Linked DNA regions of Mus musculus: regions 1 and 3 are each linked to region 2. Evidence: chromatin loops called from intact Hi-C (ENCODE). Cell type or tissue: heart. All regions are shown on one strand.

Evidence for each region. A loop is a pair of places that touch in the nucleus more often than their neighbours do. Peaks named below come from ENCODE experiments on the same cell type or tissue, not always from the same donor. Only the 100,000 strongest peaks of a DNase experiment are listed, where the experiment ranks them.
Region 1: a loop joins it to region 2, with 2.4 times the contacts of the local background. A loop is called at or near these places in 11 of 42 quality-filtered maps.
Region 3: a loop joins it to region 2, with 2.4 times the contacts of the local background. A loop is called at or near these places in 3 of 42 quality-filtered maps.

Annotation. Positions count from the first base shown.
Region 1 is chr13:21,851,127-21,859,126 of GRCm38, reverse strand. It overlaps n-TIaat11 (a tRNA gene), which reads left to right and starts at 3,734; the gene lies at 3,734-3,807. n-TTagt4 (a tRNA gene) reads right to left here and starts at 3,106; the gene lies at 3,033-3,106. In heart, no CTCF peak of the experiment used is centred here; DNase peaks (open chromatin) are centred at 3,776 and 6,716; H3K4me3 peaks cover 1,459 bases; H3K27ac peaks cover 1,254 bases.
Region 2 is chr13:21,915,496-21,923,495 of GRCm38, reverse strand. It overlaps n-TRtct3 (a tRNA gene), which reads left to right and starts at 6,249; the gene lies at 6,249-6,334. It overlaps n-TSaga5 (a tRNA gene), which reads right to left and starts at 4,281; the gene lies at 4,200-4,281. It overlaps n-TQctg10 (a tRNA gene), which reads right to left and starts at 3,296; the gene lies at 3,225-3,296. In heart, no CTCF peak of the experiment used is centred here; a DNase peak (open chromatin) is centred at 4,235; H3K4me3 peaks cover 3,251 bases; H3K27ac peaks cover 1,062 bases.
Region 3 is chr13:21,869,455-21,877,454 of GRCm38, reverse strand. It overlaps the pseudogene Gm11278. Among named protein-coding and RNA genes, the nearest start is that of n-TIaat10, 8.7 kb to the left of the region's middle. In heart, no CTCF peak of the experiment used is centred here; no DNase peak of the experiment used is centred here.

The sequences.
Region 1 (8,000 bases), 64 kb after region 2:
TTAGAGTTCTGTCTCTTTGATCAGAATCCCACAATAGTATGTCCATCTCAAATCCCAGTACCTGGCAGACAGAGACAGGAAGAGTACTGCGAGTTCCAGGCAAGCCTAGGCTACAGAATCAGACCCTGTCTCCAAAGAGACATAGAAAAAGAAAGGAAGAAGGAAGTGAGGAGGGACAGACAGACAGAAAGACACAGAGTTACTGTGGAAGCTGAGAGAAGCAGGCCTGGTGGTGCCTGTAATCCCAGCTTCCTAGAGGCTAAGGTAGGAGATTGTAACAAATGCAAAGTCACCCTGGGCTATGAGGTGAGCTCCAGGCCAGCTTGGGATCCAGAAAGAAAGAACAAAGACTTGGAAATTTATTATTTGATTTTTGAGACAAAGTTTCAGTGTGTAGCCCAGGCTGACTAAGAATTAACCACAATCCTCCTTATTACTGGGGTTACAAGTGATCACCAACCACATGCCTGAATTAGACCACTGATCTCAAAAGCAGGGGGAGTAAGTAGAGGTTGGTGTAGACTGTGGCAAAGGAGAGATCCTGGGGACTCAGACAGAGACAGATAAAGAGCAGAGGGAATAGACATTTCACACGTGGTGCTGCTGAAACCAACAGGACTTTTAATAATTTGAAGGGTGTTAATAGGTGAGAGAAGTTGGATCTTACCACAGGCTTTAAGGAGGATTGTTGGTTGGGGAGTGTCCTAGTTACTGTTCTATTGCTGTGAAGAGATACCATGACCAAGGCAGCTTAGAGAAGAAAGCAATTAACTGCGGGCTTCCTTACAGTTTCAGAAGGAAAGCCCATGACTATCATGGAAGGAACCATGGCAGCAGGTAGCAAGACTTGGTGCTGAGGCAGTGGATAAGAGCTTACAGAGAGAGTGAGACTGGGCCTGACTTGGGCTTTTGAAACCTGCAAGCCCACTTCCAGTGACACACCTCCTTCAGTAAGGCCACATTTTCCTAATACTTCCTAAACAGTTCACCAACTGGGAACCAAACATTCAAATATATGAGTTTATGGGAGCAGTTCTCATTAAAACAAATACAGTGAGTTTAGCTTGTGACATACATGTCTGGGACTTGGTTGGAACTCCATCTCTAGTGTCTCAGGAACCACTGACTCCAAACACCCCACAGTGGAATGTTGTCATAATTAGAAAGTATGCTTGAGTGGTTTCTGTGTGATCATGATTAAGGTGTGGCACCAGGCAGTTTAAAATTTAGTTGTCTGTGTTTGATGGCCAAAGATCCTGAGCTTATGTGGAACTGTAGACTTCAGCCTCTGTGTTAGACATTAAAGGAAACACTACAGCAGACCACACGGACAGTGGACTGTGGCGAGTCTGGAGCATACCAGTGTTTGGAAGCCATTTTCTGCAATGTGGTTGTTTTCTTCTTCATCTCATTCCTAAAGTCCCTGCTTGGACTCCAGGTCAGAAGAGCTGGCCCTCAGCTTTTCCCTAACATTCTCTACCACTGTACTTCTTTTTAAATTTCTGTGTGGACTTCAAAACTCACCAGTTAAGTGAGTGTCCAATATTGACAATTAATCCTGGGCAGAATAAAGAAAGAAACAGACAGCTGGTGCAAGGCAGCTCTGGGCCTTCAGTGTCCTGTACTGGGGAGGCAGATGCCTCCGAGTATCAGGAGTTCAGGGCAGTCTCAGCTACTTAATAAATCTGAAACCAGCCTGGGTTACAAGAAAAAACACTTCTCAAAACAACAGACAAAAGAATCCCTGGAAGGCAGACCTTTCTGTTTGTAAATGATGCTTTGTCCTTCAGTACGGAGGGGCTGGATGAGAGTAAACAATACAGTAGGTCTGGAGTTGATCCTGGACCACAGACAGATGTTTGATCGAACAAAATCTGAGATCAGTCCTGGGCTACAGAAGCTAGCCTCAGCTATAGTGCAAGACAATGTCTCAGAAAGAAAAGAGAAGAGAAGATAGGAGGGGAGGGGAGGGGAGAAAACAGGCAGTGAGCCATTTGTTGATCCTTTGGCACAGATACATCTGTGAATGTCTGAACTGTGATAAATTATATATATTTGTCATATTTTTCTTTTACATGTTCAGTGCTTTCTGAGCTACATATCATTCTGTAATATTCATTTTCATTGTAAGGGTAATTGTTATTATCTTATTTACTTTAATTTTGTAGTAATGGCAATCTAACGCAGGGCCAGGTACGCCCTCTGTCATTGAAGCAGGTCCTCAGCCTAAGTGGTCCTTTACACGGTCAGTCTTCCAGCACACACTGCATAAGCTTGAATGCTCCAGGGTGGGGAGAAAGCTTCATAAAATCCAATTCTCTGTAGAATTCGGTGAGCCTTATTGAAGAAGGGAGATTGGATTTTTATAGAGTCTAGCATAATCAGAAAATACATCTTAGAACCTCAGAAGTAGGAAAAGGAATTGAAAATAAAACATGAATGTCTGAATGTTTTGGAGTTTGATGCTTTTTGCAGTTATTCTGTGCAAAATCTACAAGAAAAGACTCAAAGACATCAAGTTTTAAGATGACTTTTTTTTTTTCAATTACCTGTAGTCAGTTTGTTAGTTTTGTTACTTACAGCCTTTTAAAAATTAGTACCTCAAAAATAAAATAAAACATTAGTACCTCGCTATACATCAGAGTCATTTAGTCAATGCCTCATCCCAAACTCAAGCATTGCAAGTGTGCACTATCATTACTGATAAGTTTAAAGTTCATAAATTATTATCACTTCTTCTCGGTGTGTAGTACAAAGGAGCACACCTCAGCTAGTCTAGACTCTGCATCTCTAATCTCATGATCGCAAAACCAAAGCTCTGTAGTGTCTCAGGAATTATTGGAAAGTTTTTCTCTAATTATATCATTTTTCCATGTACATATTCCAACACAAGGCTGTTCGGTTTCTCAGCAAAGTTTAATAGGCGGGATGTGTTCCAACTCATAAGATGTGAAGGAAAACGCTCCAGTTCAATTAGTGTGAATATCAAGTGAGACTAATAAGAACAAGGCAAAAAAAAAGAAAAGAAGAAAAGGCCCCGCTGGGATTTGAACCCAGGATCTCCTGTTTACTAGACAGGCGCTTTAACCAGCTAAGCCACGGAGCCAGAACTGGAGAAGGGTGTAGTTATATGTTATTTGAATACGATAAAACACGTTTGTAAGGGTCAGCAATTCTGGAAATTAGCTTAGATATTAAAAAGATCAGAAATACTAATCACAACCAAAGAACTTTCTCTTAAAATGGCTGCATATCGTAGCTGGATTGAAGGAGCGACCTTCCGTTGGCAAAGGCCTTTTGCGGAAGCCAGAGGAAAGAATCTTGTCTCATCCATCGCAGCGTCAAAGCCGCACCTGCGGCTGTGTAGTTCCAAGTGAGAGCCGCATCTTTGGAAGTCTCAAGCGGAGCAAAGAAAGCCCTTTCTTAGGCGCGGTTCATCTGGTTTAAGGAAAAACAAAACAAAAACTCAAAAAAAATTTGAATGATACAGCACTTCTTGAGGCTGAATCCCAAACAAGATAAGTCAGTGCGATTACTTACTTCAAAAATTAAAGGTCAAAGAAGAGAGAAAGAATGGAAGGGAGGGAGGGAGGGAGGGGGGGAGGGAGGGAGGGAGGAGGGAGGAAGCAAAGAAGAGAAAAAGCAAGCAAATAAGCAAGCCAGCCAGCCAGCTAGCCAGCCAGCCTGTCTGAGATCTTTTATAAGAAGTAAGGAAAGCCAACGCTGGCGACCTGGCCGGTTAGCTCAGTTGGTTAGAGCGTGGTGCTAATAACGCCAAGGTCGCGGGTTCGATCCCCGTACGGGCCAGTAAACTGCTTAGATTTTACAACTGGAAATGTAGGACTCTGTCCTCTACAGTTCTATTCTCTCTATAAACACAGTTCATCCCACCAAACCTTATTAAGATACCGGAACTTGAATGAAGTGAAGTTGTTCACTCACCACTTTTGTCAAATATCATTATAAAGCCTTTCAGATCACTTTGTCTGTCTTTCTCTAGCTGGAATTTCCACATCACTCATTGCCTATTTGTACTCATTACTGGCACCTGGCTTTTCTTCACTTCCACTAGACCTGGACATGGTATGTTTGTTCCGTTATTGTTCTAGAATGCTCTCCTATCTGATAGCTCCAAACCTTGAGCATCACCAGTAAGCATCATCCCTTTTCCTTATTTTTGCTTTCATCTTCATATCAGCGAGAGTAATAATTTATTCCTTGAGAATTGAAGCTCTGGGCAATTCTCATGTTTTAACTGTTAGATCTTAAGTGCTGGCATATAATAGATAGAGTCCATATGTTTTTTGCTGTATGAAGGACAATAGGCACATATGCAGGCAAAACACCCATAAAAATAAAAATAAAATAAAATAAAATAAAAAAGGTTGAAATCCTCAGTATATTTTATCCCTGTAGGAAGTAAAAACATTCAGCGAAGAAATGTAAATACATCTACGAAGTAATGCATGGTTGCATTGGAATCATATCTAAAACCAAGCTGCCAGTCATGGTCATTTGTATTCACACAGCAGGGAAACAGTTTGACAGTGGGCTGGGTAAGTTTGCAACCTTGTACTGGTTAGTTTTTGTCAACTTGACACTAACTGTAATCACTTTATAAAAAGGAACCTCGGTTAAGGAATTGCCTCCATTAGATTGGTCTGTAGGTGCAGCAGATTGATTTATGATTAATGTAGGAGGGCCATGCTCACTGTGGGCAATGCCTTCTTGGACAGGTGGCTCTAGGCTGTATAAGAAAGCTGGCGGAGTACAAAGAATTGAAGCAAGCCAGAAAGCAGCATGCCTCTATGGTCTTTGCTCTAGGTCCTGGCAGGTTCCTATTTTGAATTCCGGAGCCATCTTTCCTCAAGTATGATCTATATATAATCTGTAAGGTGAGAACAAGCCCTTTTCTCCTTCAAGTTGTTTTTGTTCATGGTGTTTTATCACAGCAACAAAAGCAAACTTGAGTCTCAGGGTTAAATTTCCCTAGGATGGAGGATTAGCAGATAAACCTGTGTATTAGTCAGGGGTTTCTAGAGTCACAGAATGTTAGGAATTGGTCCTAATGCTTTGTCTTCCAAAGAGCCGAGCTTCCAGACCTGAGGGTACCTGCCCCCAGCTGGCTTTGATTGGTAATAAAGAATTGCTGTACAGCCATTGACTGGGCAGGGAGGAGGGCAAGAGACAGGGGCAGAGGGAGGGAAGAGGAATCACCATGACTGGGAGGAAGAAGGATCAGATTTAAGAGCTTCAGGAGAGAAAGCATCCATCAATGCAGGTGGAAAGGGAATGTGGCCCTGTGTGTGTGTAATCCCCAGAAGGTAACAGGGCAGCAGAGATGAACTATAGAGTTTAGAAGGTGTAATGTCAGGAATACTGGAGGGAAATGTATGCTAGCAGTGGAGAGGATTAGAATTGTTCAGCCATTGAGCTAGTCAAGGCATATCAAATTAGCTGGAATTTGTGTATCTCATTCGTGAATCCAGAGGACTCGAATGATTGGCTGGAAATGAGACCAGGAGCCTAAAGCAGATTAACTCATTTACTGCTACAACAGAATTTATGGAATGTCTCTATATATTAAAGGAAATTATTGAAATGACTTACAATCTAGAGTCCAACTAACCCAACAATGGGCAACTGTGAATAGGAAGTCCAATAAATCTAGTCCCAGGAGGCTAGATATTTCAGCTGGTTTTCTGTATAAGCTGGAATCCGGAAGAAGTCGGTTCCAACAGATGTGCTAGCAAGTAACTGCAAGCAGGCAAAGAAGCATGAACCTGGACCTAAACTGTTCTTGGAATTTGCTTTGTCCCAGGCTAGCCTTGAACTCAGAGATCTGCTAACTTCTGTCTCATGGGATTAAAGGTGTGTACCACCTCTATGCCTCAAGATCTGGATCACAGCTGTGCCCTCCATTTCTGGAGTGTAGTTCCTTCTAGACATAGTAAAGTTTACAATTGGGAATAACAATCACAGGTTGTAATGCCAGCTTTTAAGATAGAGATAGAATGGCCTTCAGTCTCAGAATTGACATGTGCTACAATGTTGTCTGTCTTTTTTTCTTTTTAATCCTCACTCCAGTGCTGGAGAACCTGTTGACTGACAGCAGGCTTGGTCAGTTCAGCCACTGTTTGTTGAGTGCCCTCTAAGTTTCTTACCGGTGCTCTGCTGGTCTGACATGGAGAGGATTCCAGGAATCCCTGCACAGTCCAGAGACAGAGGCAGAAGAAGGCACTCAAATCAATGGCTGAACCAGACTTGCAGAGAAACAGGTTGTCACTCTAAGTCAGGTCATGGAAAGAAACTGCAGTGATGTGTTTTGAGGAAGAAGAAACCAAAAGAACTGGAGATCCCCTATAGATGACAGCTCTGCCAATAATGAGTCGTTGACAGAACTATAAGAAAAAAAAAATGCCAGTTAGGGCTGTGGTTGTTTTGTTCACAGTTGCAACAGGCAACTAATAGAGTAAGTGCCACACAACAGCAAGATCACAATCCATCCTCAAAATACTGCCTAGGTCCTGGCAGGGATGGATCTGTGAGGGGCCACTGGTCATCTTTTCCTGGGTCTACACACAGCAGTCGGCATCCACAGTGGGGCAGGTTCAGACTGCCCTTACAGGGAGACTTAGGAAGAATTCTTCCTGGTGTGGAAGCCATTTCAGAGGCTTCTGAGCCAGCATCACACAATGCAAGAGGAAGCCTGGCTAGTGACCAAGACCGGAAAATTGCCTTGCTATAAATAGCACTGTGATAAACTGTCTTGTATGACAACATGTTTCTAAAGGTGGCTTCTAGACCTGTGTGTGTCCCTGAAACACTTCCAGGGAGTCCACAGGGAAAAAGATTGAAAACATCAAAATACTGTCAAACCCACAGTGGAGGTTTTTTTCTTCTTAAAAAACAAAAACAACAAACAAACAAACAAACAAAAAACCCCAAAAAAACCCACTTCATTATTAGAAAAAAGTTGCAAATGAAAAAAAAAATCAACACATCAAAATTAGCCATACCCAAAGACTAACTCAATAGGTTTTCTACATACAGTAGCCATTCAGATGAAAGCTGTAGAACTTCATATTGGATTTTATATTAGCAAATAAGTTGTTATGCATTTATCTATCACCCCATTTGTGCCTATTACTTGCATCCAGTCCTTCCTCATTCCTCAATGTTTAGCCTCCCTTAGTCTGTTTTCTGTACAATACACATTTGCTTACATATATTATGGGCTAGATTCCACATGTGAAGGAGAACACGCAGTTCTGTTCTTTCTAAGGGTGTTTGATCTCACCTAGTATTATACATTCTAAGCATATCCATTTTTTTCACATTTTTTATGTTTAGAGCTGAATAGTATTTTATTTTTTCTTCATAATATCTTATTTTTATTTAACATATTTAACATATTTTTTATTATCCACTCATGTGTTGACAGACAGGGTGTTTCTAATTCTTTGCTATAAGGAATAAAACAATAATATACACAGGGCTTGAATACCTCTATGACAGGGTGGGAGTTCCCTGGATTTATGCCAAGCACTGAAATACATGTGGTCAAATGGCCATTCTATTTTTAAATTTTTGAGAAATTTCCAAACTGATTTCCACAACGGTTGTTTTCACTTGCACCCCCACCAACAGTCCAACAGTGAACGAGGGTTCCTTTCTCCACTTCCTCTCCAATATTTGCTGTCAGATTAATGATAGCCACTCTGACCAGGCTGTTAACTGCATGTACTTGATGGTCAAGAACACTTTTATTAAATCGTTATTGGCCAAAAAAAAAAAAGATTGAGATAGGATGTAGGATGACTGCTCTGAGTTTAAGGGCAGCCTGGGTTAATGGAGAGACCCCAAGAGCTCAGCTGGTACAGTGTATGCTTAATATGCACGAAGTTGGATACCTAGCTAGGGTTTTACCACATAAAACCCTGCACCATGGCTCGGGCCTGTAACCCAGGACATAGGAATGAAGACAGAAAAGTGGAAGT
Region 2 (8,000 bases):
ACAACAGCCACAAACTACTATTTCAAAGGCTCTCCATGCTTTCTGGTTTGTATATCCATACACTATAATTCATTTCACAAGTCAGGAGGACTGTAGAGGGGAAGACAACAAGAAACAAAGCTATGTCTGAGATGGTAAGACATTCAGAGGCTGAACGTCCTTTAAGTGGACTCTAAGTCCTACGTCAGGAAAGCTGTCTGGGTGTTTTCTGCTCAGTAGCCCTCACTCAGCCCCAGTCTGGTCTGGCTCTCTAGCCTTGCCCTCTAGTGACAGGCTGCAGAGCAATGCTGTGCAGCTAGAGGTCTTTGAGTGGTTTGGGGATTGGGCTCATAGCACTGCCCATGAGATCTTTGGAGGTGACAGTGCTTTTATATAGAAAATATCAATTATTAGTCCAGGGAGTCTGTCATCTGCTTTCTATCAAGCTGCTTTTTTAGTCCACAAAGAGTCCCCTGACTTTGGACTTTCTCAGCCCCCTCGTATCTGTCACTGAAAACAATTTACTCTTTTCATAACTTAAAGGAGATATAAGTAGAGGGTATTTTAGCCAGACAGATGGAGAAGTTGTAGTTTCTCCATCAACATGATGAAAAGAAGGAGAAAAAAAAATGGAAGAAAAGAAACTGTAGTGATCTATACCTATAATTATAGCACTACTGTGTGGGGTGGAATTGAGGCAGAAGAATTCCTGTGAGTTCAAGTCCACCCTGGGCAACACAGTGAGTTCTAGACTAGCATAAACTACAGCGAGACCTCGTAGGAAAGGAAGGAAGAGGAAGTATTAGTTCTTTCTAGTTTTACATTAGGAGAAAATACCTCACTTTTCTACCTGGAGATTCAGAACTGATCCAGCCCTTCCTACTTGGCTTATCACATTGAGGAGACCACCGTATCCTGAGAACAAAGAATCTCTGAAGCGTATGCATTTAGTTTTTGTCCAGAGGAAATAAAGATGATTCCACATTTCTGGGAAGAGAGAGTGAGAACAAACTCTGAGTGAAAAGCCCGCAGTCGCACTGTCGCCGAAGAGCTGAGAGCATGGCTCTAGAGTGTGAGCATATAACCACTGCAACATCTGGAAGGAAGACATGGAGTGTAGCTGTTCAATATTAGAAGCTTTTTGCTTTGCTGCTTCTTCTTCTTTTTCTTCTTCCTTCCTTCCTTTCTTTTCTTCTTTCTTTCTTTCTTTCTTTCTTTCTTTCTTTCTTTCTTTCTTTCTTTCTTTCTTTCTTTTTTCCTTTCTTCCTTCCTTTCTTCCTTTCTTCTTTTCTCCTCCTCCTCCTCCTCCTCCTCCTCCTCCTCCTCCTCCTCCTCCTCCTCCTCCTCCTCCTTCTTCTTCTTCTTCTTCTTCTTTTTGAGAGGCAGTCTTACTGTGTAGCCTTGCCTCTCTCCCCTGAGTGCTGGAATTAAAGTTGTGTGACCTCCAGAAAATGTTTTTTGTCAAATTATTTGGCTGTGATCCTGAAAGAACTAGTTAGGAAGCAAGTTATGACACAAGCACCCTGGTGCTGGGTAAGCCATTCAGCTCTGAGGGAGAGGAGACCAACCTGTAGGACACTTAAGGAAACTAAGAGCGTCAAGGATTTTAAATGCAGTTAGGATGCATTTTGTGCCAAACAAAGTATTATATAGTATTTAAAGGATTGGATCTAAATTTAACCTTATGGATAAATGTGAAAAAGAAAGAAAATAAGTAACTATTACAGAAGCAGAATGAAACATATAACAAATTTATCATCATAGAAAAGAAAAGTCACATTAATATACGGTTTGTAGGAAGTAGTATATTCGGTTATGAGTGTAAACATTAAACATGTTTCATACAGACTTTGGAACAATTAGAGATAGTCCATTGTGAGAATAAAGAAGAGCCAATTGAGAGAAAGGAGTGATGGTGCACACTTGTGATCCAGTACCTAGGAGCCAGAAGCAGGACGCTCACTTCAATTGCAAGGTCTGCCTAGGTTGCATACGGAATGAGGCCAGTCAGGGATTTTTTACATAAACTGAAAATGGTACCATGAACTGTGGAACATAGCCAACCCAAACACCTGCGTCTGAACTCCAAAACAGAATGTAACTCTGTGGACAGTGGCGATGCTTTCATGCAGGCTATTCTATAGTCATAACAAGGGTGGACACATGCTAATGGAGTACAAACTTGTGTCATATAAAGGGTGTGGTGGGGCTAGAAATCACCAGATCTACACTATTACTTTAATTAAATGACTTGGAGAGGGTTGAAGGGAGGAAGGCTCTGCTCCAAATTGGAAGGTATCCGAAATCAGGTGAATCATTTATTAATCTCATTTGTGGACAGACTAGAGTGAGGAAAAGTTAAAATTAATGGAGACATGCTCATCGAATGCCCCCATTTTAGCTGATAAAGAGGAATGGTTACTATGTTTTGAGTAATAATAGTCATCAAGTAGGGGGAGAATGCCTTTTTTTTTTTTTTTTTTTTTTGGTTTTTTGAGACAGGGTTTCTCTGGCTGTCCTGGGACTCACTTTGTAGACCAGGCTGGCCTCGAACTCAGAAACTCGCCTGCCTCTGTCTCCCAAGTGCTGGGATTAAAAGCGTGCGCCACCAAACCCGGCAAGAAATACGACTTTGGAGTTCCCAAAATGTTCCCATTCCTTCAGCCTCTGTAGAAAATCCCAAATTATAACAAGGCCTCTATGTTTTCTTACTTACAGTCAGTTAATTTAAAATTTTCAATGATTTGTTTAGTGCACCTGTTTATTCATCTTGCTGTGCTTTATACACACATATAAACTATTTTCTGTGGTTGTTGCAGGGAGAGGGAGAAACCATTCAGCTGCAGGTCATTTGTAGAGGAGAAACTTGTTATGAACAGTATTTTTTTTCAGTCTATTTAGTGTGCACAGAAAATAAGATCTTGTTTCAAGTGTATGGTCTCATTTTATTGGTAATTTTATTTATTATTTATCTACAGAGTTGCACATAGAGGGCATGGTAGGCAAGCTTTACATTTAACTAGCTCTTGGTTTACTTCCTAGTTTCAGTAGAGCGTTTCTTCCTCAGGTTGGAAATTCATACTTCATTGAAATTGACCATTGCAGTGGGGTCTGGGCCTGCAGGATTTTACAGTAGACACAATGTACACAGTTATATAGATCGTTTACAGAGTATAGGAAGGAGGCAAGAGGAGAGACAGGACAGGTAGAAATAACGACTAAATCTAGAGTAAAAATAGCTACTAAGGTCCCACCGAGATTTGAACTCGGGTCGCTGGATTCAGAGTCCAGAGTGCTAACCATTACACCATGGAACCTCACAATAAACCTCTTTCTCCACTATGACTAATCAATGATCGATAGGGTGCTAGGTAATCGAAGTCTGAATTTCTGTTTGTGACAGTATCTAGTTCAGACTGCTCTTCCACTACCTTGTGGCTACATTTGTCTTTGAACTCCCTATACTCATAGTGCCTCCACCGAAGATCTGGGAGTACAGGAGTGTGCTACCACACCCCGTTTTCAAAGTAAAAAAAAAAAAAAAAAAAAAAAAAAAAAAAGAATATATGCCGGGCAGCAGTGGTGGCACACGACTTTAATCCCAGCATTTGGGAGGCAGAGACAAGCAGATTTCTGAGTTCAAGGCTAGACTGGTCTACAGAGTGAGTAACATGAAAAACAAAAACAAAACAAAACAAAGAATATATCTACTGGTGACATCCTTTCGAAGAAAACCTTCAGGAATTTGTTTATTTTGTCTGCTTCAAGTAGTTCTCGGATATTCTAGAGTTGGAGCGAATGTTTTTCATGTACTTTAATACCTAGAAACACAGTCGTAGTCCACCCACCCACTCACCCAAATGCCCCTGGGAGATTTCCCTCTCGGTCTCTGTCTTTCTCTCTCCCTCCCTCTCTCTTCCTACGTGTACAACTTCAGCCATAAAATACTTTTCGTTGTCTCTAGGGTTAATTCTGTGCTCTAGACAACAAATCAAAAAAAAAACAAATCTCTTTCTATCAGTGAGTCCTTTTTGAGTCCTGTCCTCCCCATGCGACCTCAACATTGTAGAGTAGGAAGCAAGGAAATTCCACGAAGCTGAAGTCAAGTTCAGTAAAGAAGGTTCTCATACTCTTTACCACCTTCCTCTTCCAGGAATTTTTGCCAACTCACACCATAGCTTACCCACCTGGCATTACACCTAGACTAAAACAGACCATGACGTAGTCGGCAGGATTCGAACCTGCGCGGGGAGACCCCAATGGATTTCTAGTCCATCGCCTTAACCACTCGGCCACGACTACAGCTGGAACTTTATGCCTTTCTCTCTAAAGTAAGGGACTTTGCTCAGGTCGGATGTCGGCTTGTAGGTGCTTGCTCTACAGGAGCACGAGACTGAAAAATGCTCCGAAAAATCCCTTTGTTCGTAAACTTGTCATCTCGTGCCAGTGGCAAAAGGGTAGTGGGGCAAGTCCGCGAAACTGGAAACGTACATCCAGGCCTTGTGAGTAGTTTCGAAGCCCGGATGGGATCATTCTTCTGCTAGAACTTTCAGGTACATAGCCTCCTCGCTAAACCACGCTGCGTAGCGGACTTCAGGATGTAAACAACGCTGCGGCCAAGTGTCCTCAGTTCCCAAGTACGTACCGCAGCCTTCCTCTCGCTTTCCCAAGAAGGCCTTTGCAAACGCCTTCGCGCTTCACTTTCCAGAAGCTACCGAAATCGCTAGAAACAGCCAACTCAGCAGTTTCTTTTCCTAATTGAATTTTACTTTAAAATAGGCTTAATGCAAAAGTCATCCCCCTGCGATTTATTCGAAGCCTTAGGTCACAAGTAGCCAGAGCTCTATACAAATCCTAGGCACTTGTGAGTACTGAGCCCGAAGCAGGATAGAAGACCAAGTAAACGTTAGGGACCGGACCCCTCATCCAAGAGTCAAGAGACCCTAAGCAAAATTAACTAACATATTTACAAAACAAACAAACAAACAAACAAACCACAAACCCCACTACCCTCTAACCTAGTAAGTATCTTTTTGTCCTTTTATAATCTACCTTTGTCTTCTCAGTCTGTAATCAAAATAGTTGAAAGTCCTTAATTAAGAGTTACTATATTACAGATCCGGGAAGTAAAAAGTGAGGGAAGTGTACTACGACTGCTTCGGGACCACACAGCATTCTCTGGCTTTCTTCTAATTCTCACTCTTGCGTATTCTATTATCCACGTTCCAGTTACTTCCTAGACCTTTCCTGCCATCAGTTGGAAAGTAGAGGGAAGTCAGCAGGAGAGGTAGGCAACAGGTCCAGAAGATGAAGAAAAGAGTGGACGAAGCAGCAAGAGCCGCGGAGAGGGAAGGGTATCTTGTAGAAAAGCTCAGTCGCCTGTCGTGCGACCCCAAAGTAGAGAGACGAGATTGGACACGGATCCCGAAACTTAGTTATCTGACTTCAAATTCGGGTGCTCCACCAATTTTTATTCTAAATTAATTTGCGGGAAGAGCACGTGAACACTACAGTGATGTGCTTCCGTAGGAGCATCTCATCTCAGCCACCACCACCACCACCACCACCACCACCACCACCACCACCACCACCAAAAACTTCCAGGAGAAAAGCCTGGAGATTTCCAGAGCTGCCAGAACACAACGGAACATCACCACCAGGGCTCCGTGTACTAAACCCGAGAATCGGCCTTTTCTAAAGAACTCAGACGCAACACAAGAAAAAAAGAAAGAAAGAAAGAAAGAAAGAAAGAAAGAAAGAAAGAAAGAAAATCTCGAAGCTCCAAAACTCCAAAAAAGGGAGGACTTGGTTGGGCGCCGGCACGAGTTAAAGGACTTTGGATCTCTCTTTAGCAAAAGGAATGATCTGACTTGGAACTAAAGAGGCCAGACTAAATGAGATAAGAATTTTGTCTTTGTGTTGATTTTCTTTGTTTTACTTTGTTTTGTTTTTGTTTTATTGAGACATGGCCTCACTATTGTATAGCCCAGGATGGACTGGAACTCGAGGAAATCCTTCTGCCTCGGTTTTTAAATTGTTGAGGTTACAAACTTGTGCCATCAAATCCAGAAAGTTGAAATGAATCTCTGGTCAGACATTTCTGGTGGAATACACCCGGGACAGAAAGTTGTGTTGAGGATCGCGCATCTTGTTTGTTGCACATTTTTGTGTGAAGTATTACAGAAACAGGAAATACCGTTCATAGAAAACAGTGCATTGATACACAAGAAAGTACTGAGAAGCCTTAGGAAGGAAGAAAGTTACAGGTGGGCTCTGTGGCGCAATGGATAGCGCATTGGACTTCTAGCATGATTGAGAGATTCAAAGGTTGCGGGTTCGAGTCCCGCCAGAGTCGACGGTATTTTGCCTGTGAGAGGTGTCTGACCTTGCAATCAAAGCAATGCAGTTTTGTCTGCTTTCTGCTCCTAGCATCATCATTACTTAATTCTCCCAAACGCTGCCACTGAGTGAGCGAGAATAAGAACTCAAAAGGTCTAAAGTGTCCCTTGAAAGCTGTGAAACTTATTCTATATTATATTGTATTATATTATATACTTAGTTTTTCTCTTTTTCCTTCACCGTTTGTTTACAATGTCTGCTTTCTACCTGCTCAAATTCCAGAACGCTCTTTGCCTTAGAAAAAGTTCCTTGGCAGCACAAATGTTTCATCCTAAAAGCTTAATCAAAATTCAATATGCTTTTATGTCTGTAATAGATTGTGACTTAAAACAAGGAGCCATGGAAGTTCTCACATCACCCTAAGTGAATGATATATCTTTTTTTTTTTCATTCTAGAACACCACTTCCTTAATTCCCCGGACTGGTGCCTTGTTTGTTTAAAGTATCCTGTGCATCTTCCTAGAAATTTACATATTATATACATGTTTAATAAATATGCGACATAGATTTTAGGTAATATTTCTAGGAATATGCATTGTATAGGCATCAAATAGATATATACATAAACACATACTGTTATTTTCTGTGTTGTGATATAGTTTAATATGTGGTGGCATCTCATTCTTCATCTAAAGCGTGTAATATTCCATAGATTGGTTATACTATTCTATTAAACACCTCACATTTTGTTTTATGAACAAAATTGGAATGTATTAGGAAAAGGTTTTGAAGTAAGTTAAGCTCATTCTCTAAGAGATGTGCTCAGAATAAGGATGCTACACTCCTAAGTGTGGGCGGGGCTTGTCAAGACTGGAATCTGAGTGTCTCAAGGGTTGCTATATACTCTTGGATATCAAGGATTGCCAAAGGGGTCGCGACCCACAGAGTGAGAACGCTTGTTTAGACCGTAGTCTGTGCCATACAATAAGACCACAGCTCCACCTCAGGCATTCTGATTGTCTGAAAGGTTCCTCATTGCTGGCAATACAAAGGATGAGATCATCAGCCTTTGTAAGGTACCCATTTGTATAGTCAGGAACGGCCCTCATATAATTAATGAACAATATGGACAGGATAAATGAACAGTAATAGATGTAGAAACAACCTGAATAATACCAGAAGATACAGTTACAAGATCAAAATGCACTGTGTGCTGAAGAAAAACTTGAAATCGGAACATAAGAACAGCTAGACCCCCTAAGTTCTCTCACTCCTAAGAGACTAAGACGAAGAGTCTTGCAGCTTAATGTGGCAAAAGAGCACACGGAAAGTTAAGTTGAGCAAGACTGAAACAGTTGGAAGATACAAATGTGCAATGCGGACAGGAGAACTTAACATTCGAATTATACAATGAGGAAGGCTCTTCTCCCTCAGCTACCTCAGATATCTGTCACGTTCTCAAGAAACAAACTCCTGAGATTATGATTGGTCCACAATAAAGATGTAACAGCCTCAGAGGAGAAAGCTGCCAGCACTCAAGGCTGTTGGAGATAAGCAACTCAAGATTTATTTTTCTGTGCTGGGGTTAGAACCCAGAGCCTCCAGTATTCTGGGCGGGGGCTCTGCCCTTAAGTTACACCCTAAACCCAGAGTTTATCATAATCTAAAAGAAGTTTAGCACA
Region 3 (8,000 bases), 46 kb after region 2:
GGGAAAAAACCATACTCTTGAACACTGGTTTCTAGCATGTGACCCTGTTTTCTGAGCTTATAGAAAATATGAATTATATAGCCTAGCAGAAAGAAGCAGGTCATAGGGGATATTGGGACTGCTAACTGGGTGAAACCATCTTCCTAAAGTCTCTACTGACCCGTTGGACCCTGACATGGCATTTCTCCACTTTGATGACTTTGACTCGCACTTTTTTGGTTTTGTTTTCTGCATTTGCTGGCTTGATTTATGTGTTCCATGTTCTTTCTTATCTTCCATTTTACTTTTTATTAATTCTTAAGTTATGTTTTCTATGTTAGAATATTTTATTGCTTTCATTTTATATGTATGACTATTTTGCCTCCATGTATGTCTGAGTACCACATCCGAGGTGCCTTCTGTGGAGGTCAGAAGAGGGAGTCAGATTTTCTGGATCAGGTAGTTGTGGGCCTCTTATCCCATACCTAGAATTAAAATAATAACACATTCACATAGCAAAACTGAGTTGATTAAGAAAACAAACTCTCACTACAACTGCCTGTAGTTCCACCTCCAAGGGAATCTGATTTCCTCTTCTGACCTGAAAGACCATATTAATAAAATTATATAGAAAGATTTATATCATTATTTTAAAAGTTGTACAGCACCTGTGAATGTGCTCTATGGGTGCCTTTAGAAGCCAGAGGTGGAATATCTCCTGGAGCTGGAGTTAGGGTAGTTGTGGGCCACCTGCCTAGGTCCTGAGAACCAAATTCAGGTCCTCTGCAGGAGTAGCCAAACTTCTGGATTCGAGAGTCAGTTTGTCATCCTGGATAGCATGGATTTTGGAGTGTCTCTTGTCTTCTCTTGAAGCTGGCATTCTTGGTGCCTCTACTCACAGTGCATGCTGATGTCAGAGGGAGAATGGTTGTCCTTTCCAATGAGTAGCTCTTAGTGTTTAGGATCCCTTTTTTTTTGTTGTTGTTGTTGTTCTTTTCAGTTGCTGTTGCTCCCTGCCAACCCAATCTATGTCATATTTTGTGTCTACTGCCTTGGAAGGAACTTTGTTCTTCCATTCCCAAGCATTCAAAGTATCTGGCTAGATTGTCTGACATATTTCAAACTGTTTTTTCCTTATCTTTTTGATGTAGGAATTTGAGACTATTCACATACCCTGGGGCCTGATATTAAATGTCTTTTTTTTTTAATTTCCTATTCCAAGTTAGGGTCTAGCTGTATAAAGGAGGGCCTGATCATGGAGCAGGACCTGGAGAGCTGTGATTCTATTGAAAACTTTATCACTGACTATAAGATGATGATGACCCTGGGTGAAGAAAGCTTTTCAGTAGTCAAAATGGCCTACGATATAGCAACATTAACCTGTGTGGCTATAAAACATCTGAGAAAAGTAAAAAAGTATTACCCCACCTATCACCAGGGAAATCAGCATTATGAAGTCCCTTACCCATCCTAATATTATCAAGCTGTTTCAAGTGGTCCAGACAAGAGAGACCAACTACCTGGTGATGGAGCATGCCTCAGAGGGAGACCTACTAGACCGAATTCTGGAATGTGGGTTTTTAGAGGAGAGCAAGGCTTGAAGAATGTTTGGCCAGATACTATAAGCAGTGTAGTATTGCCAATGACATTGTCCACAGAGACATAAAGGCCAGTAACATTTTGATTGACTACTGGTGGAATGCTAAGCTGTGTGATTTTGGCCTGGCTGCTAAAGTTTTTCCTGGCCAGAAGCTGGTGGATTTCTGTGGCCTGCTGCCCTACTGTGCGCCAGAATTCTTTCAAGCTGAGGAATATGAAGGCTGCCCAGTCACCATTTGGAGTTTAGGAGTCCTCCTCTTTGTCACTGAGTGCTTGCCTTTCCTAGGCAGGTCATTTGCCAAGCTGAGGAGGCAAATCACCGCAGCAAATTTCAGCATTCCTCCTCATGTTTCCACCGTTATTTTCAATGTTATAGTTGAAATTCTGATGATCAATCACAGCAGGAGACCCACCATCCACCAATCATGTTGCACCCCATGATCAGCAACAGCCAGGTAGTTTCACCACCTACATGGACTTTCCCAGGTTCACGAAGCTCTAGCATTGTCAAGACCATGAGAGTCATGGGTTATAAGCCTGAGGATATCATTGAGTCTCTGATAGACCAAAAATTCAATGAGGTCATGTCAACCTATCTGATTCTACAATACCAGACACCCAGGCAAAATTGCTCCCACCACTAAGTGAAAGCCATTAAATGCATGCAGTCAGGCCTGGAAGATCTTCACTCCTTCCCTGGTTTCCTACGGATATATGAACCTTGTCTCTCCATCTTCACCTTGCCCTCACATTCATCTAAACTCCAGGAGAAGAAGGATAGGAAGACTCCCAGGCAGGGTGTCAGAAAGCATGCTAGGTGCTGCCAGGCAAACAGGACCAACCCTCTCCAGCTCTCCCACCTGGATTGTCCTATGGTTGATGACCTCATGGGCAGCAGGTTGGAAATCAGTAAGACATTTTCACAGTCCAAGATTGTGTTATCTTGTAGCCTGACTACACATGTCCAGTCACTTTGACTTCAATATACCTCTTCCTCTAGGGCAGACAGGAATGTGTCATCCTGCAGTGTCCACCATGATTTCTGGGGACCCCTCTGGGAATATCTTGAAGAAAGAGACTCTCATGGAGGAAAATCCCTTCATCCAGGAAGAAGCCATCATTCCTGAAGATACCATCACTAAAGGCCAACCACAGGACGCAGGCCCAGCTTCCCCTCATAACTGGCATCACCTCTGGAATGGGGTGAAGAAGACAATTATGAGCTGCCTTTGAAACCTGTGCTGTTGCCTGCCACCACCACAGAGATGTCAAGCCTCCTATGAGAATCTGGCTCTGAGGAAAGGGGATCATGGAGTCACCCACAGGAGCAGGTGGGTGCATGTCCTCATTCGTTTCATCCATACTCCCTCTTGTTTTTTGTCCCCTTGTGGCTGACATATAAACTTAAACTGTAACTTCAGAAGGACTAGTTCCATAGAAACCCCTGGAGGGCGACCTGATGCTTGCTGAGCCATAAGTGGATAGCAGAGATGCTGATTAAAGTGGGGAGAGGAGGAGGTGGGGGTATGCGCAAAGGAGGCATAAAGTCCTTAGAGGTCCATTGGGGTGCTATGGCTCCTCACGGACAGCCCAGTAAATCCCGTGTGTTTCACAGCTCCAAGAGCCGCCTCTTTCCTGTGTCTTTTTGCTTTCAAGTCTTGAAGAAGACCAGCCTCCGCTCCATGGTGTTGGTGCCACGGGTTGGGGGTTGACCTGGCTGAGAATCAGACAGCCTCTCAGAGGAGCCAGGCCAGATGTCCAGTGTAGTCACAGGCCCCTCCTCCACAGGAAGAGCTGTCCACACCACAGCAAGATCTTTCCCGGTAAAATCCCAGGCAGGAAGGCTTGCCTTTTCACTGTGTCTTGCTCAGAGGAAAGGACTGAGGTGCAAAAGTGCCCTAAAATTGTAAGTGGAACAGTAGCCCTGTTCCCTCTCTCTTCCAGCCTGCGTAAACATCAGAGGTTTTTCTATGGGAACTGACTGCCCATTGCTTCCTGTTTCATGGTCTTCATCATGAGGTAGACTTCTCTTCCCAGAGAAGTCTCCCTAGTCAGCCTGACCCACTTGGCTTAAAATGCATTCTCAGGTTGAAAATAAGGCCTGCAGGTCTCCTCTGAAGGGAAGCCTCCTGTCAAACTTTTACCAGACACTCACCCACCCCCAACCCCCTGCAAAAGCCATCACAGCTCACATTGCTTCGGTCCTCAGACCCAAATCAGAGCAAAGCTTATGAAAACCACAGCTGTGGAGTAAGTCCAGGACGGCTCTCTAATTACTCACCTCCTGCCTCCCTATGCTTGTTCCCTGAAGGCCAACTTCCACATTTGTAACAAGATTCCAACTAGCATCACAGCCACACCTTGAAGGAGGAGTGATAGATGTTGTGACAAGAGCAAATTAGGACCCTTAAGATGGAGCAGCAACCTCCGGTGGCAGCTTTGGGTCTCCACCTGGAGTGTGCATTCAGCTGGACAAATCCACAAGGCTGCTTCCATTATCTGAGAGTCTGAACAGTGTTTGTTGTTGCCCAGGTAAGCAACCTCACACACCCTTGGACAGAGCTTCTGAGGAGCTTTCCCTGTCCCTTCAATTGTGACATTCATAAGATGTCATCTGTCTTAGGGTTTTACTGCTGTGAACAGACACCATGACCAAGGCAAGTCTTATAAAAACAACATTTAATTGGGGCTGGCTTATAGATTCAGAGGTTCAGTCCATTATCGTCAAGGTGGGAGCATGGCAGTATCCAGGCAGGCATGGCGCAGGAAGAGCTGAGAGTTCTACATCTTCATCCAAAGGCTGCTAGTGGAAGACTGACTTCCAGGCAACTAGGGTGAGGATCTTATGCCTACACTCACAGTGACACACCTATTCCAACCAGGTCACACCTATTCCAACCAGGTCACACCTCCAAATGGTGCCACTCCCTGGCCCAAGAATATACAAACCATCACATCATCTCTTGGGTTCTTTCTCCCTAGACTGTTTCAATATCTGTCACACCACGAGGCACACTGAAGCCCATGTGACTGACATGGAGAGTCCCTCTAACCAAATGTCTCTGTCAATGTGTACACAGGACAGCAAGGTTCCTGGCATAATAGTAATCCTGCAGGGATATCTGCTGAAAACATGTCCCTATCAGATTCCACTGCTGTGAAACACACACATATTTGTTATGTGCTCCATTTCCTGAACACTAAGTTCTCTTAGGACAGACATTCTTTTTCTGTCTCATCTGAGAGGAGAAGGGTTTCATATTCCACTCTGGGGTAAAAAGAACCATACTACTCGATGAAAATTACTTTTCATCTTCAAGTAGATTTCAATGAAATAATATATGACCATAAATTATCATCCTACTTTGGTAAAAGCTACACCTAATAATGTGAGACTTTTCTTTATTTTATTTTATTTTTTTGAGACAGGGTTGAGATTTTTCAACTAGCCTTCTTTAGAAAGTATCTCACAGCCCAAATTTCCAGTTCTCCTTACTTAGCCTCTTCAATGTTGAGGAAACTGGTAGGAAGCACTTTTATTCTCAAAATCTAAAAAGTTCAGTTGTTAAGTCCCTAAGTTGCAAGTGTGAGGGCCTGAGTTTGATTTGCCAGAAGTTGTGGGGGACAAAAAAATTATACCCAAATGTGATGGTGTGGTGTATACTAGGAATCTAGCTCTGGGGAGACAGAAACAAGAGGGTGTCTAGAACCCTTATCTACCCACTGGCAGAGGGGAAGAATAAAACTTTTCCAAAAAGCACCACCCTGTAGGCTGCACTGATGTCCAGTTACTGACTTACATAATTTTGCTATCTGAACTGAAAATGGTCTGAGAATCAGACAGGCAGAGAGATGCACCACCCCTGTCATTGGTGCAAAACTAAGTTTTGCAACACAGAATTGGCTGTCATCATTTTTTATTAGATATCTTCTTCATTTACATTTCAAATGCTATACCGAAAGTCTCCTATACCCTCCCCCCGCCCGGCTCCCCAACCCACTCACTCCTGCTTCCTGGCCCTGGCATTCCCCTGTACTGGCGCATATGATCTTTGCAAGACCAAGGGTCTCTCCTCCCAGCCATCATCATTTTCAAATGAAGCATGCATATAAAAAGAACTCATGGGTTCACTTTGTCCAAAATGGTACAGTGAGTCCCATGAAACAGTTGAAAAAATTTGCAAGATAAAATGTAGGTCATTAAAGAATAAATGGATATGTTATTTTTCTGGGAGGAGTTCCAGGGGCTATAAAAACATGAAATTTACAAACTGCATTCAGCATTTCTATGTATGTCTATGTCCTACCAATTCCTGTCCACATAAATTAGCAAACACTAAAACTTCCCATGTGTCTTCAATGAAGTGAAAATAGTTGGAGGTGAACCAGAGTCCTGCTGCATTTTTAGCCTATGTTTCTCCAATGGTTTTCACATTTAAATGCTTAGCCTATACAACCTATTAAGGCACACATTATTGAAATAAGAATAGGCTTCATGAACAATAAATGTGTGTGTGCATGTGTCTATGTGTGTGTGTGTGCATGTGTGTTTCTGTGTGTGTATGAAGATAGATTTGGGTTTTCTATGTAGCCTGTCTAAGGCTGTCCTACTAATCACTGAGACTGATCAAAATCTTAAGGCAATCCCCATTTGCCAAAGTTATGAGTGTTGAGAATGTTAGGGATTCACTATCAAACAAAGATAAAGAAAAAACTTTGAAGAAAACAGTCACTGAAGAGAGGAAATTCTTTTCAAAATATACTTTCATTTACTATAGCATTTTTAAAAGAAATGAATATAAATGACAGATTTTTAAAAAATGGTTAAGCTATCTATTTTAAATCAAATATTAAAATGTAGACTTCAAAATCTATAAAAAAAAAGGCTAAGACAGTAATTGGACAGTGATTGGGCAGTAGAGGAGAAAGGTAGGAAGGGAGACTCAAGAGTGTGGGGTGGGGTAGGTAGGAAGAGAGGAGGAAGGTGAGAGGAGAAGAGAGGATGGAGGGAGAGGAGGAGATGCCACCATGAACCAGAGCCCCTTGGCCAGGAGAAACCTCAAGAAGCAAGGGGTCTCATAGTTGGTGAATAAGTTAGTACAGTGCTAGAACTGCCCAATCCAGGCACACAGCTTATAATTATAATATCTGGATTATGTGGGGTTTTATACCTATGTAATAGGATTGGAGACTCCAGCAACAGGGCTTCAGGGATTGTGCACACTATAGAATTCCATAAAGACATAAAGATAAAAGAATTAGTAACTTTACCTGTCTAATTCATCAAGTTCCGTTATCTTTTTCTCTCTGGTCTTCTAAAAATTTTGCCAGGTAGTCATTGTTTTTTATTAGAGCCAGTCAGTATAAGTGAAGTGTGTGAATAGTCAGTATAAGTGTGAAGCTATCCTATAAAAATAATAATTTATAACTTTCAGAACTTGATATTTCTCATGTGAAAGACACAGTGGAACTCACATCCTCTGAGGTTCTGTGAGTCACATCCTTGGCCTCACGCACAGTGCTCTCACACAGATCCATTCTTCATAAGCCATCAGAGTACATTTGATACCTGTGTCATTTAATTCACAACCTATGTCTTAGTGAACCTCTTGAAACAGAATGTCTGCCATGGGTTCCTGATACCATGAGTAGAGTCTAAACAGTTTCTTCCATAGCCTGGTGAGAATGCAAATGCTTCTGAAATGCTGTCAGCTCCAAGTCATGGAAGCAGAGAATGTTTGCCAAAAAAGCACCATGTAGAGAGGATAACGTGGCACAGTATTTCTTCCATACTGGACCTATTGTACGCATATTAATACTATTTCTCTAACAAATGAACATGGCATTTATGTTAGACTTCGTATTCTGGGAAAATGATATTCTTTGGAATATGAAGGATTAAACCCTGTGTTAGAGATGCAATTTAAGTAATCTCTCAAGGAAAACACTGAAAACTTTTCTACTATTATTTAATTTGGAGACTTGGGCTTTTTTCCTCACAAGTCCTTTACAATGAAGCTGTAATGAAAATCAGCATAAAATGCAATAATTGACAATATGCCCTTGGACAACTTCTCCAACACTTGTTTTTACTTCACTTATATTGCATTGTGATTGAAATAAGTATTTAGTTGGAAATGATTATCAGAGTGAACTATAAATTTTCATAGGCCAGGCATGGTAGTGAATGTTCAAAGCCCATCACTTTAGAGGTGAAGGAAGATACAAGTTCAATGTCATCCTCATTACATAACAAGTTCCAGGCTAACCTTGATTGTGTAAGATTCTGTCTCAAAAACTAAGGGACAAGCCAACTCTCTAGCTACCTAATTACAACTAAAAGTCCAGTGTTGTCAGAGCTATATGAAATGAACTGACATGCTGAAATGGATACCATGTGGATTATTTTCTGACAGGAAGAT